2 separate regions of the Homo sapiens genome follow, and region 2 is linked to region 1. A link is a contact called in ENCODE Hi-C or POLR2A ChIA-PET data. All regions are on one chromosome and are shown on one strand. Each heading gives the region's core, a stretch centred on a gene start or an enhancer-like site at or near the end of the contact. The rest is flanking DNA. Distances are from core to core; before and after follow the strand shown. Region 1 holds the start of PTGES2 (prostaglandin E synthase 2). Region 2 has its middle 19 kb from the start of SWI5.

The links. Hi-C counts contacts between places; a loop is a spot of excess contacts on that map. ChIA-PET counts read pairs that join two places held with the same protein, here RNA polymerase II (POLR2A). Pooled maps may share reads with other maps.
Region 2: a pooled map shows a loop between it and region 1 (3-fold over the local background). The contact joins the enhancer-like site here to the promoter of PTGES2 in region 1. A Hi-C loop is called at or near these places in 3 of 50 pooled maps. POLR2A ChIA-PET finds 5 or more read pairs at or near these places in 5 of 52 experiments (HepG2, K562, PC-9 and 2 more).

The regions. Positions count from the first base shown.
Region 1 is chr9:128,121,949-128,128,978 of GRCh38, reverse strand. It overlaps PTGES2 (prostaglandin E synthase 2), which reads left to right and starts at 1,250. Exons shown (of 7, transcript NM_025072.7): 1 at 1,250-1,540; 2 at 3,538-3,735; 3 at 4,429-4,487; 4 at 5,128-5,277; 5 at 5,845-6,045; 6 at 6,500-6,617. The coding sequence starts at 1,262. PTGES2-DT (PTGES2 divergent transcript) reads right to left here and starts at 450. Exons shown (of 1, transcript NR_024425.1): 1 at 1-450. RefSeq lists silencers at 240-349, 380-579, 1,220-1,509 and enhancers at 890-1,009, 1,650-1,729.
Region 2 is chr9:128,291,855-128,298,682 of GRCh38, reverse strand. No RefSeq gene overlaps it. Among named protein-coding and RNA genes, the nearest start is that of SWI5, 19 kb to the right of the region's middle. Within about 2 kb of position 3,127, at least 15 of the 41 ENCODE cell types and tissues checked have a DNase peak (open chromatin) inside an H3K27ac peak, as active enhancers do; they include PC-9 and endothelial cell of umbilical vein, where a contact is called at or near this core.

The sequences.
Region 1 (7,030 bases), core at 1-2,500:
TGAAGGAAGTGGGTGGAGCAAAACCCATATGGGCGAGTGTCCCAGCAGCTGCCTCAGTTTCCCTATCTGTAAAACGGGGCTGGGGACCTGCAGCTCTCACGGGACTGGTTACCCGCTCGCGGGTGCTCGCCCTGCATCCGAGACAGCACCTACAACTCCAAACCCACTCGGGGCGGGTCGAGGTGGGCCCTTCGGTCCCTTCGAAGCCAACATCCCGATTCCCCTTCCCGGGAAGGCACCCCCGGAAACGCCAAGGTCGCTCCAGCAGTCTCCTCGGGTCACCCGCTTCCCCGAAGCCGTCGTCCTCGCCTTCCGCTCTCGTCTTCACCGGCATACTCAGGTCCCCGCTGGGGACTGACACTGCGGGCTCGGTCGCCGCAAGGACTGGAAGGAAGGTGGAAGATGCGGGGCGAAAGCGGAGCGAGAAGAGTGGGACGCGGCGGAGCAGCAGAGCCGGGACTCAGAGCTCCCCCCTCGCCCCGCCCCTCTCCCCGCCCACTCTGCGAGTCCCGCCCCCTCTCGGGCGCCGGGCGGGGCCATCCCGGGGCTGTCCGCGGAGACGCCTATGCGGTGGAGGCTCCGGGCTTCAGCTAGGGCGGGGGAGCCCAGCAGAAGGACCGAGCAGCCTGGCACCCCACTTTGCCATCCTCTCCCTGGAAATCTCGGGGTCGGCGGGCCGGCCGCTTCGCGTGGGCGAAATCAGAGACACGTGGTTTCCAAGGCCCCTTCGGGTTCGGGAAAATTTTATGGTTCGGGTCACAGTAGGAAGCGGACAATGAGGCGGGAGGGCAGAGAGAACCGCAACACCTGGTGCCGGGTCGGGTCGTTTCCGGGGCTTTCAGTGGCCGGAAGTCGCGGCGCCTGTACTGACTCTAGGAAGGGCTGGAGTTGTTTTGAATGGGCGCCCGTAAGAGAGGTGGGCAAGTACGTGTTACAGACGGCCACGCCGCCCTTTAGGCGGTCAAGGTGGGGCGAGGAGACGTTCGCCCCCCTGCAGTCGGCCGGGTCACTACCCAAGAGCCTTTGGAGGCGGAAGCATGGAACGGTCTGCAAACGTTCCCGAGCGGGCCTCTGCGGCTCTGGCGGGCGTTTCGAACTTGGGCGCCGGGCACACGCCCAGTCCCGAGAGCGCTGAGGGTTCCCTTAGCGTCGCCCTCACCCCGGCCAACCCGCGGGGCGCCAGAGTCCTGGCCCTTTAAACGCCGCGCGTGCCTCGGCGTCTTCGTTTCGCGCGCCCGCCCGCGGCGCCGGCGGAGCGAACATGGACCCGGCTGCGCGGGTGGTGCGGGCGCTGTGGCCTGGTGGGTGCGCCTTGGCCTGGAGGCTGGGAGGCCGCCCCCAGCCGCTGCTACCCACGCAGAGCCGGGCTGGCTTCGCGGGGGCGGCGGGCGGCCCGAGCCCCGTGGCTGCAGCTCGTAAGGGGAGCCCGCGGCTGCTGGGAGCTGCGGCGCTGGCCCTGGGGGGAGCCCTGGGGCTGTACCACACGGCGCGGTGGCACCTGCGCGCCCAGGACCTCCACGCAGAGCGCTCAGCCGCGCAGGTAAGGCCTGGCCCGGCCGGGGATGGGGATGCTGATCAGCGCCGAACTCGGGACTCCTGGGAACCCGCAGGGTCAGGAGTTGCCTCTGCCTGCTTGTGACCTTGGGCGAGTGACTTGGTCTGAAGTCTCCGAACCCTCTGTATTCTTTTGTGTAAAATAGGGGCACTCCTGATGCCTACTACCTGGAATTGTTCGAGTTCTCATAAAATCGTTCTTCTACCGTGGTTTTTTTTTTTTTTTTTTTTTTGGTTTGTTTATTTATGTTTTCGAGACAGGGTCTCGCATTATCGCCCAGGCTGGAGTGCGATCGCGGCTCACTGCAGCCTCTGCCTCCCAGGTTGAAGGGATCCTCCTGCCTCAGCCTCCCGAGTAGCTGGGACTATAGGCTCACCCCACTGCGCCCTGCTAATTTTTGTATTTTTTGTAGAGATAGGGTTTCACCATGTCGCCCAGGCTGGTCTCGAACTCCTGGCCTCAAGTGATCCGCCCACCTTGGCCTCTGAAAGTGCTGGGATCACAGGCGTGAGCCACTGCGCCCAGCCTTTACCATGTTTTAAGGAGACTTTTTTTTTTTGAGACGGAGTTTTTTTTTGCTCTGTTGCCCAGGCTGGAGTGCAGTGGCGCGATCTCGGTTCACTGCAACCTCCGCCTCCTGGGTTCAAGCAATTCTCCTGCCTCAGCCTCCCCAGTAGCTGGGATTACAGGCGCCTGCCACCCAGCCCGGCTAATTTTTGTATTTTTACTAGAGACGGGGGTCTCACCATGTTGGCCAAGCTGGTCTCGAACTCCTGACCTCAAATGAGCCACCCGCCTCGGCCTCCCAAAGTGCTGGGATTACAGGTGTGAGCCACGGAGCCCAGCCTCTACCGTGTTTTAAGACTTTTTTGATTAAGAGATGGGAGATCACAGGAAAGGGAAAGCCTTTTTCACTTTCCAAACGTTCATCATCCTCTCTCCCCACTGCCCCCAAATCCTAAGGCTGTGTATTTATTTAGTAGTAGTGGTGGTACCTTTATGGAACTGATGACTTAGACTCCAGGCTGAAACAGGAAGAGGTAGAAAGGTGCCCCCCCCAAGTGGTGACCCCCTAAGTGGTGGCCCAGCTGCCTTGAGACACTTTATACCTACCCCACACCTTGCAACTCTTCATTACTTGACTTCCCACCACCCGCCCACAGATGCTTATTTGCTGGACCAGAGGGAACAGAGGTGGGTAAAAAGGGCATGGAGTACTCTGTGTCTCCCTTCCTGCCTCCACGGTCCAGCTTCCCCTCTGAACACAGGGGGATGGTCTACAGTTGTGGCTTCCCGGCATGAACGTGCAGCAGGCTCCCCTGGGGGCTTTCCTGCGGAGCTTGCCACACGCAGGCCTTGGCTCAGATACCACCCTCCCCCTCGGATATTTGAGATAGACTTTGGCTGGAGGATCACATGAACCCCGGAGTTCAAGGCTGCAGTGAGCTGTGATCAAGCTACTGCACTCCAGCTTGGATGGCAGAGTGAGACCCTGTCTCCAGAGAAAAAAACAAGAAAGAGATTGGAGGTAGACCCCACTGGTGAACATGAGCCTGGGTGGTAGCCCAGCTCTGCCCCCAGAGGTCCCTGGGGTTAGAGGAGTGAGAGTGAACAAGTCAAGTTGAAACAGTTGTTCCATGTCTGTGGGAGTGGGGTGTATACCCTGGGGCTGTCTGGTGTCCCCTTGGGACTGGAGTGAGAAAAGAGGGGTCTGTCCAGTATGGGACAGAGACTAGAAGATTCCTCCTACACAACCTCGCAGCAAAGGGTGGGACTCCTGCTTGGGGACCGTGCTGGCCAGGGGCTTAAACCTGGGCTGCTGTCCAGTGCCTCCCTTTCCCCTACCGCCCCCTTCCATCTCTAGTTCCTCTTCCCGATGTTCTAGCGTCATTTCAGAAGACTCCTCTGGAAAACACCCTTGGGGGCAGGGCCTGGGCCTGGGGGTGCCAGGTCTAGAAGCCTTTTCCGTCTGCTGCCCGCAGCTCTCCCTGTCCAGCCGCCTGCAGCTGACCCTGTACCAGTACAAGACGTGTCCCTTCTGCAGCAAGGTCCGAGCCTTCCTCGACTTCCATGCCCTGCCCTACCAGGTGGTGGAGGTGAACCCTGTGCGCAGGGCTGAGATCAAGTTCTCCTCCTACAGAAAGGTGCCCATCCTGGTGGCCCAGGAAGGAGAAAGCTCGGTGAGCCCCAGGGAACCCCCTGCATCCTTCCTCCTTTCCTGGGTTGTCCTGGAGCGCCCCCTAGCCTGGCCTGGCTCTGCAGCCTGGGAAGGAACTTGTGATCCTTGTGCCTGTAAGGACTATGGGGGAAGTAGCTGCATACGGTAGATGCTCAATAAATGTAGGCTCTCTCCTTCCGTACCAAAACCAAACACCTGCTGGGTCTCAGGGAGGCAGAACACCACAGCTTAACAACATAGATTCTGAAATCAGCGATCTGGGTTTGAGGTGTGATTCACCCACTCACTAGCTGTGTGACTTGGGGCAAGTCACTTAGCCTCTCTGCGCTTGCTTGCTTCATGAGTCAACAAGGGACCATATTCTGGCTTGCAGGGACGGCAGATATGAAATGCCTGGCACAGTGCTTGGGGTCTAGTATGTAGCTTCCAGAACCCACCCTGCCCCTCTACCTGGGAGGCCAAATGGGTGAGTGGGCTGGGGCTTAGACCCCACGGCTTTCCCACACCTTCCTCCCCATTGGCCACAACCACGTCTCCCTACTTAGGATGGGTGCCCTGAGGGCAGGGCGGGGAGGACTCCGGGCATGTCCCCAGGAATGGATAAACAATGCCCAGAGTGTCTTGTTAAAGAGCCCCTGGTGACTCCCAGCGGCTGGGTTGCAACCTCTGATTAAACCACCCTTTTCTCTTCCAGCAACAACTAAATGACTCCTCTGTCATCATCAGCGCCCTCAAGACCTACCTGGTGTCGGGGTAAGGAGCCCCTCGGAGACCAGGTGGCCATTGCTTTTGGTGGCTTCCTCCAGGGAGGCCTCCCCTGAGTTCCCTCCTGGGAGCACGTGGAGCTGCTGCTTAGATTTCCAGAGTACAGAGTGGCTCGCACCTGTAATCCCAGCACTTTGGGAGGCCGAGGCAGGCAGATCACCTGAGGTCAGGAGTTCCAGACCAGCCTGGCCAACATGGCGAAGCTCCATCTCTACTAAAAATACAAAAATTAGCCAGGCATAGTGGCGAGTGCCTGTAGTCCCAGCTACTCAGGAGGCTGAGGCAGGAGAATCGCTTGAACCCGGGAGGCAGAGGGTTGCGGTGAGCCAAGATCGTGCCACTGCACTCCAGCCTGGGTGACAGAGCGAGACTCCGTCTCAAAAAAAAAAAAAAATGATTTTCCAGAGTAGCCCGTGGCCGTCCTCCTCCAAGCCCCCTACTTTGTCCTCCCCACACCTCCCTCTCTTGGGGAGGTAGCCCTGGCATCTACTCCAAATCCCTCTTACTGCAAGAGTCCGGAGAGCCTTTGTTGGTCCTGGCTCCACTCTGAGGCTGGGGCAGCGGGGTTGGTCGGCCACAGGGGACGGAGGGGGAAGGAGTTGGGGTGATATTGTGGCTCTCTCCGAAGGCAGCCCCTGGAAGAGATCATCACCTACTACCCAGCCATGAAGGCTGTGAACGAGCAGGGCAAGGAGGTGACCGAGTTCGGCAATAAGTACTGGCTCATGCTCAACGAGAAGGAGGCCCAGCAAGTGTATGGTGGGAAGGAGGCCAGGACGTGAGTGGGGCTGGGGCTGGCGGGGGAAGGTGGTGACCGCAGGGGTCTTCTGTAGAGTAGGACCAAGCTGAGCAAGATGGCGTGAGCAGGGAGCAGCATGGGAGACCAGCGGGGCTGGGGCCGGGCCATGCCGGATTTCAGTAGAGACCTTCCTGCAGCCGGGCGTGGTGGCTCACTCCTGTAATCCCAGCCTGTTGGGAGGCCGAGGCAGGCAGATCACCTGAGGTCAGGAGTTCAAGACCAGCCTGGCCAACATGGCAAAACCCCATCTCTATAAAAATGCAAAAATTAGCTAGGTGTGGAGGCACACACCTATAATCCCAGCTACTAAGGAGGCTGAAGCAGGAGAATCGCTTGAACCCAGGAGGCGGAGGATGCAGTGAGCTGAGATGGTGCCATTGCACTCCAGCCTGGGTGACAGAGCGAGACTTTGTCTCAAAAAAAAAAAAAAGACCTTCCTGCTCAGGCTTCAGCTTCCCGCCCGTGCAGTGGGTATGTTCTAGAGAATGCAGCCTGCTCCCAACACAGCCCGGGTCCTGGCTTAGGAAGTCCCTCCCGTGCCCGCAGGGAGGAGATGAAGTGGCGGCAGTGGGCGGACGACTGGCTGGTGCACCTGATCTCCCCCAATGTGTACCGCACGCCCACCGAGGCTCTGGCGTCCTTTGACTACATTGTCCGCGAGGGCAAGTTCGGAGCCGTGGAGGGTGCCGTGGCCAAGTACATGGGTGCAGCGGCCATGTACCTCATCAGCAAGCGACTCAAGAGCAGGCAAGTGTGTGTGCACATCCGGGGCCTGCTGTCCCCGAGCCTCCGGTGCCACGAGCAGTGGTGATCCCATCACACCCCTCAGGAGACCAGCGGGAGGCCGAGGCCTAGGGCAGGTGGGAAACGCATTATGGATTATGGGTCCCTTGGCCAAGATGGGACTTGGACCCAGAGCTCCTGCTCACCTCCCCTGGGGACAGCAGGGCTGGCCTTGAAGCCGGAAGCCTGGGCCCTGACTGGCGCCTCCTCTGTGGCTTTCTCCCTGGCCTGGTCTCTTGCCTTTACCACAGCCTCCCCGTCTGGGACGGATGCTCCCTGAGGCGTCTGCAGATGTGATGCTCTCACCTGGGGTGCCGTCCTGGCTTCCACACCTCCCCCCTCTCCCCAGAGGAGACCCTCTTCCCTGCTGGGCTGGGAGTGGGGGCTCCCCTGAGGGGCTTTTCCCTTCCCCGCCCAGGCACCGCCTCCAGGACAACGTGCGCGAGGACCTCTATGAGGCTGCTGACAAGTGGGTGGCTGCTGTGGGCAAGGACCGGCCCTTCATGGGGGGCCAGAAGCCGAATCTCGCTGATTTGGTGAGTGTGGTGGTGGCAGGTGGTGCCTGGACCGAGGGTTCTGTCCTCAGAGTGGGGGAGGTTTGCAAGGGAAAGCCTGGACGGTGCTTGCATCTTGCCAGAGGAACCTGCCTCTCTCTGCCATCACGGACAGAAACTCGCCTCGAAGTGGCTCCAGGAGAGAAACAGATGACCAGGAACCGCCTTGGTTCACATAACTGACAAGTTCAGGGAACGGGTTGGCTTCGGGCCCTGCTGGATCCAGAGGCCCGGGTGGTGTTACCAGAGCCCAAGCTCTACCTGTCGCCATCAACACTGCCCTCCCTGGAGTTGGCTTCAGCCTCAGGCGGGCTGGGTCCGGTGCTCCAGGCTTCTCCCAGAAAACCCCTGGGAGGGCGTCTCACTGGCCTGGCTTCACTGCCCTTTTTCCTTTT
Region 2 (6,828 bases), core at 1,878-4,377, 170 kb before region 1:
GGCCAGGCGCGGTGGCTTATGCTTATAATCCCAGCACTTTGGGAGGCTGAGGCGGGTGGATCGCTTGAGGTCAGGAGTTCGAGAGCAGCCTGACCAACATGGTGAAACCCTGTCTCTACTAAAAATACAAAATTAGCTGGGCATGGGGGCACATGCCTGTAATCCCAGCTACTTGGGAGGCTGAGACAGGAGAATCGCTTGAACCCGGGAGGCGGAGGTTGCAGTGAGCTGAGATTGTGCCATTGCACTCCAGCCTGGGCAACAAGAGTGAAACTCTGTCTCAAACACAAAACAAAACAAAACAAAACAAAACAATACCCAAGGAGTTTATTAAAATATATTTTTGGGCCTGCAAAGTCAGGATTCCTAGAGGTTGGACACCCACATCTTTATTTATTTATAAGAGACAGCGTCTCTTTCTGTCACCCAGGCTGGAGTGCAGTGGCATGATCTCGGCTCACTGCAGCCTCGACCTGGATCCTCCTGCCTCAGTCTTCTAAGTAGCTGGAACCACAGGGATATGGCACCACACCTGGCTAATTTTTGTATTTTTTGTAGAGATGGGGTTTTGCTATGTTGCCCAAGCTGGTGTCAAACTTCTGGCTTCCAGTGATCCTCCCACCTCAGCCTCCCAAAATGCTGGGATTATAGGCACCCAGCCCCAAATCTTTATTTAAAAAATCCCTCTCAATCCCAGCAGTTTGAGAAGCTGAGGTGGGTGGATTGGTTGAACCCAGGAGTTCAAGACCAGCTTGGGCAACATAGGGTGACACAATCTCTACAAAAAATACAAAAATGAGTTGGACATGGTGGCATGTGCCTGTAGCCCCAGCTACTCAGGAGGCTGGGCTGGCAAGATGGCTTGAGTCTGAGAGGTTGAGGCTGTAGTAAGCCCTGATCACACCACTGCACTCCAGCTGGGTAACAGAGACAAGACAAGACCTTGTCTCCAAAACAAAACAAAACAAAACATCCCCCTCAGATAATTGTGATACTCAGAAGTTTGGGAATTAGTACCTGGCCTTTAAAGAGCAAGTGTTTGAAACCCCTTCAAACTCTGAGTCTGCTCCTTCTCTGTGCTTCCTTGGGAAAGTGACTTAACCTCTCTGAGCCTCATTTACCTCATTTGGATAATGGGGACAACTCTACCTACCTCTCAGGGTGGCCATGAGGAACACATGTGATAGGCAGAGCATTAGGCTCAGGGTCTGGCACAGAGAATGTTCTCCAAGTTAGAATGTGCTCATTAGCTGCTATAATGATTATTCCGCCAAGAACTTTTGGGATTGTGGGATGAACATGAGAAGCTGAAGGAGTCAAAGGTCAAGAGGGACTTTACTCCTGTCCAGAATTGCTGATGTTAGGAATGGGAGGCTCACTGGGAAGGAAGCCGAGCAGGCTACCTACAGGAACCAGGAAGGAGGGGCCCAGGCCAAGTCCAAGGCAGAGGCTGATCATTTCTGGCCACTGACCTGGCCGCTAGGTCAGGGCCCTGGGCAGATACAACATACAACAAACATAGCAGGGCTCTGTGGTTAAGACCTGAGGCTTAAGGGCTTGGAGAGTGCTGGGTTCAAGTTCCGATTCCTGTTTTAGTAATGCCCGACCTCAGATAAGAGACTCAAGAGGCTCCACTGGGGAGGCAGGCAGCACACTGTGGCTACTCAGCCAGGTTCTGGAATCAGATAGCTTCGCTACTTATCTGCATCCCCCTGAGCCTCAGTTTGCTCCATTTGGAAATGGGGACTCTCAACCACTCTCTGTTGTTGGGGGCAGTCAATGAGATACTGCGGGGCATGGTGACTCAGCTCCCTGTCTGACCCACAGAATTGCATATGTGCTGGTGATTGTGGCCATCAATCCCTTATCTGGTGAAACCTTTGGCTCATAACTGGTTTGGGTGTGTGATTGTTACCTTTCACCTCATTCTCAGGCCCATCCACATGACGTGGAACCTGGAGCTTTCCTCCCAATTCCTCCGAAGAATCAGGGTTGGGGGCCCCAACATCCCTTAGCCCCAACCACAGAGGCACTGGGCCCTTGGCCTGGGCTTCCTCCCTTCCCTCTCTCCCCAAGCGGCCCCTCCTTTTTTTCAAGACAGGGCCTCACTCTATCACCCATGCTAGAGTGCAATGTGTGATCATGGTTCATGGTAGCCTTGACCTCCTGAGCTGGATCGATCCTCCCACTTCAACCTCCTGAGTAGCTGGGTACCACCATGCTTGGCTTTGTTTTTTTTTTTCTTTTTTTTGAGACGGAGTCTTGCACTGTCGCACAGGCTGGAGTGCAGTGGCGCAATTCGGCTCACTGCAAGCCCCGCCTCCCGGGTTCACGCCATTCTCCTGCCTCAGCCTGCCGAGTAGCTGGGACTACAGGCGCCCGCCACCACGCCCGGCTAATTTTTTGTACTTTTAATAGAGACGGGGTTTCACCGTGTTAGCCAGGATGGTGTCGATCTCCTGACCTCATGATCCGCCCACCTCGGCCTCCCAAAGTGCTGGGATTACAGGCGTGAGCCACCGTGCCCGGCCCATGTTTGGCTGTTTTTAAAATTTTTTGTGGAGGATAGGTCTCACTATGTTGCCAAGGTGGTCTCAAACTCCTGGGCTCAATTGATTGTCCTGCTTTGGCCTCCCAAAATGCTAGGATTATAGGCATGAGCCACCACACCCTGCCCAGCTGATGTGGCCCCTTCTGAGCAAAACTAGAGTGGGGCACTATTTGGCGACACTGCTCTGTGACACATTTCTGTCAGGCCACCCAAAAATGACCCCTTTCAGTCCCCAGGGACAACAGTGCAGGCTGTACTGTGTTAGTATTTTGAACTCCGTAGGTGCCGGATGACAAATATTTTCGAGTAGGGTTTATACCGGATATGATCAAACAAACCATGTATGTGTACACACCAGGCAGAGTAACCTCTGCCACCTGTTTTCCAGCACATGGGGGCACGGCCTGAGGAATCCACATCTCGCAGCTGCTTGCTCCTTACTGCCCCTGGTTGCTTCAAACTCCTGAGAGGGGTGCTGCCAGAGAACCCCCTCTTCTATGTGTTCTGAGGATTCAGCCTTCGTGAATCTGGCCTGGCAGGCTGGAACCTTTCCAACAAGGCCCTCCCAGGGCTTGCTTCCCAGGGCAGTTGGGCACATCTCTGAGTGGACACTGCCCCCTCGAGGCCGTGCCCACTATGACACCTGGGAGAGCTGAGCTCACACAAGAGAAACAGACCAAGGTGGATGCTTTCCTTCCAAGTGTCCTCCCTGGGTGCCTCAAGATTGAACCAAAATGCAGAGCTGGGTTACGATTGTGTTTGGGGGAGACTTTCATCATGCACCAAGAATCCAAGTGGACACAACCTGCAAATCACCATCCCTGATCACCTTTCAACGAGACCAAATCCCTTTGTGTCCTGGGCCAACTAAGTTTTCTGCCTCTGGAATACTCTCCCACATTTTTTTTTTTTTTTTTTTTTTTTTTTGAGACGGAGTCTTGCTCTGTCGCCCAGGCCGGACTGCGGACTGCAGTGGCGCAATCTCGGCTCACTGCAAGCTCCGCTTCCCGGGTTCACGCCGTTCTCCTGCGTCAGCCTCCCGAGTAGCTGGGGCTACAGGCGCCCGCCACTGCGCACGGCTAATTTTTTGTATTTTTAGTAGAGACGGGGTTTCACCTTGTTAGCCAGGATGGTCTCGATCTCCTGACCTCATGATCCACCCGCCTCGGCCTCCCAAAGTGCTGGGATTACAGGCGTGAGCCACCGCGCCCGGCCTTTTTTTTTTTTTTTTTTGAGACAGAGGCTCACTCTGTTGCTTAGGCTGGAGTGCAGTGGTGCCATCTTGGCTCACCGCAACCTCTGCCACCCAGGTTCAAGTGATTCTCTTGCCTCAGCCTCCTGAGAAGCTGGGATTACAGATGTGTGCCACCATGCCCGGCTAATTTTTGTATTTTTAGTAGAGACGGGGTTTTGCCATGTTGCCCAGGCTGGTCTCGAACTCCTGACCTCAGGTGATCCGCCCGCCTCAGCCTCCCAAAGTGCTGGGATTACAGGCAGGCAGCCCTCTCCCACATTCTTACCTGGCTGCCTCCTACTGGACAGACATGGATGTCTCTTCCCCTGGGAAGTTTCCCAGTGTCCCATATTGGTTGGATGCAGCTCCAACATGCTTCCATAACCCTGTGGCAGCATTTTATCTGTATTGTCGTGGCTGCTTGAGTCTCTGACCTCCCGCTGGCAGGTGAGCACTGTGTGGCAGGGACCCAGAGACTGGGGCTCCCCAGCACCTGGCCCTGACAGTTTTTTTGTGTAGGAAGAGGCAAGACCAGCCAGCTCTCCACATAGAGAACATGGTGTAAGGTGAGAAAACCTCAAGGAAGGGCTCACCTCTCAAGGGGCTCCCACCCACTCAGAGCCTGGCCACTTCCCTCTCCTCCTCCTCCTTCACCATAAAACCAGGTGGCCGGCCAGGCGTGGTGGCTCATGCCTATAATCCCAGCAGTTTGGGAGACTGAGATGGATGGATCACTTGAGGTCAGGAGTTTGAGACCAGCCTGGCCAACATAGTGAAACCCTGTTTCTACTAAAAATATAAAAATTAGCCAGGCATGGGGGCGGGTGCCTGTAATCCCAAGTACTTGAGAGGCTGAGGCAGGAGAATCGCTTGAACCCAGGAGGTGGAGGTTGCGGTGAGCCAGGGTTGCGCCACTGCACTCCAGCCTGTGGCAACAGAGTGAGACCCTGTCTTAAAAAACAAACAAACAAAAACACAAAAGACAAACCCATGTGGCCCAGAACATTAAGGGAGGAGAGCAGGTAAGGCACTCAGGCACTCACTGTCTCAGGCAAGGCAAAAGCTGGGCGGCACTGGGTAGGGTGGGGTGGCTCATGCCTGTAATCCCAGCACTTTGGGAGGCTGAGGCAGGTGGATCACCTGAGGTCAGGAGTTTGAGACCAGCCTGACCAACAAGGTGAAACCCAGTCTCTACTACAAATACAAAAATTAGCCAGGCGTGGTGGCGCATGTCTGTAATCCCAGCTACATGGGAGGCTGAGGCAGGAGAATCACTTGAACCCGGGAGGTGGAGGTTGCAGTGAGCTGAGATTGCGCCACTGCACTCCAGCCTGGGGGAGAAGAGCAAAACTCCATCTCAAAAAAAAAATTAAATTAAAAAAAGCTAGGTGGGACCTAAGATACATGAGAGCCTCAGAAGCCCCTCACAGTCCTGGTTCTATCTATCTCCAGTGAGGCCACTAGCACTCACCCAAGACCTAAGGGAACAGGAGCAGAGCCACGTTCATCAAGGCAAATGCTGAGCGTGTGTGAGATGCAGGTGGAAAGGATGTCGTCTGATGTGAATCTGACAAAATCTTGTTCCCAGGGGGCATCTGGTTTGGTAAGAGTCTGTTGTGAGGCTTTGTGTGTGGAATGGGGTTAGACAGACCTGGGTGCTGGTTCCAGCTGCCCCTGACTCACTGTGGGACTTTGATAGGTTGTTTCTGCTCTCGGAACCTGTTTCCTCATCCAAATGGGAACAATTATGGGACTTAGCTCAAAGGTGGTTGTGAAAACCTGTTGACATGAGGAGAAAGTAGGAAGTGTAAGAAATGACAAGGAAATCCCAGAAATGAGAAAGAAATGACAAGGAAATCCCAGAAATGAGAATGCCTGCTGCCTGGGGCCACTGTCACTGAGGCTTGTGCTTTTTGTGTGTGTGTTTCTTTTTGAGACAGAATCTCGCTGTGTTGCCCAGGCTGCAGTGCAATGGTGTGATCTTGGCTCACTGCAACCTCCGCCCCCCAGGTTCAAGCAATTCTCTGCCTCAGCTTCCTGAGTAGCTGGGACTACAGGCATGTGCCCCCATGCCTGGCTCATTTTTTTTTTTTTTTTTGTATTTTTAGTAGAGATGGGGTTTTGCCATGTTGGCCAGGTTGATCTTGAATTCCTAGCCTCATGTGATCTGCCTGCCTCGGCCTCCCAAAGTGCTGGGATTACAGGCGTGAGCCACCACACCTGGCTGTGTGTTTAATCTAGAAGAGCTGATAGATGCAGAAGAGTGTCTGAAGTCTGGACCAGGACCAGAGTACAAGCATGGGACACTTGATGGCAGGGTGTGGGGGTAATGAGTCGCTGTCTAGCACAACCCTAGGAGCCCGGTTGTGGGCAGTTGCCCACCAAATACTCAAAGCACCCTTTGGAGATGGGTCCTTGTAGCTGACTCCCTGTGAAAGATCTGTGTGCTCATTCTTATTTCCCAGCCTCCCTCTTGGTTAGTTTGGGCCAAGTGACTAGTTATAGACAAGGAGCTGTGAGTAGAAGTTATGTCTCCCAAATATGGGGGAGTTGGTTTGGAGTTGATGTGTCTTCATCTCTCTCTTCCCCTGCTGTGGTCACTCTGGTGGCCACATGTTCTGATGGTATAGCTCAAAATAGAGGAGGGCTACCAGACCCTCATTAGACTCTGAGACAAACATACCTTTATTGTGTTCAGCCACAGAGGTTTTGTGGTGGTTTGCTGAGTCGGCTAATGCTAATTACCCTGGTGAATACAGCACTACTATTATCTCCGCTTTATTGGGGCCACGTCAGTTGCCCATAGTCACACAGCTCATAAGTGGGCAGAGCTGAGACTCAAATCCAGGCCTGACTTGCATGGCTTTTTTTTTTTTTTTTTTTTTTTTTTTTTTTTTTTTTTTTTTTTTTTTTTTTTTTGAGATGGAGTCTAGCTCTGTCGCCCAGGCTGGAGTGCAGTGGCGCGATCTTGGCTCACTGCAAGCTCCGCCTCCCGGGTTCACGCCATTCTCCTGCCTTAGCCTCCCGAATAGCTGGGATTACA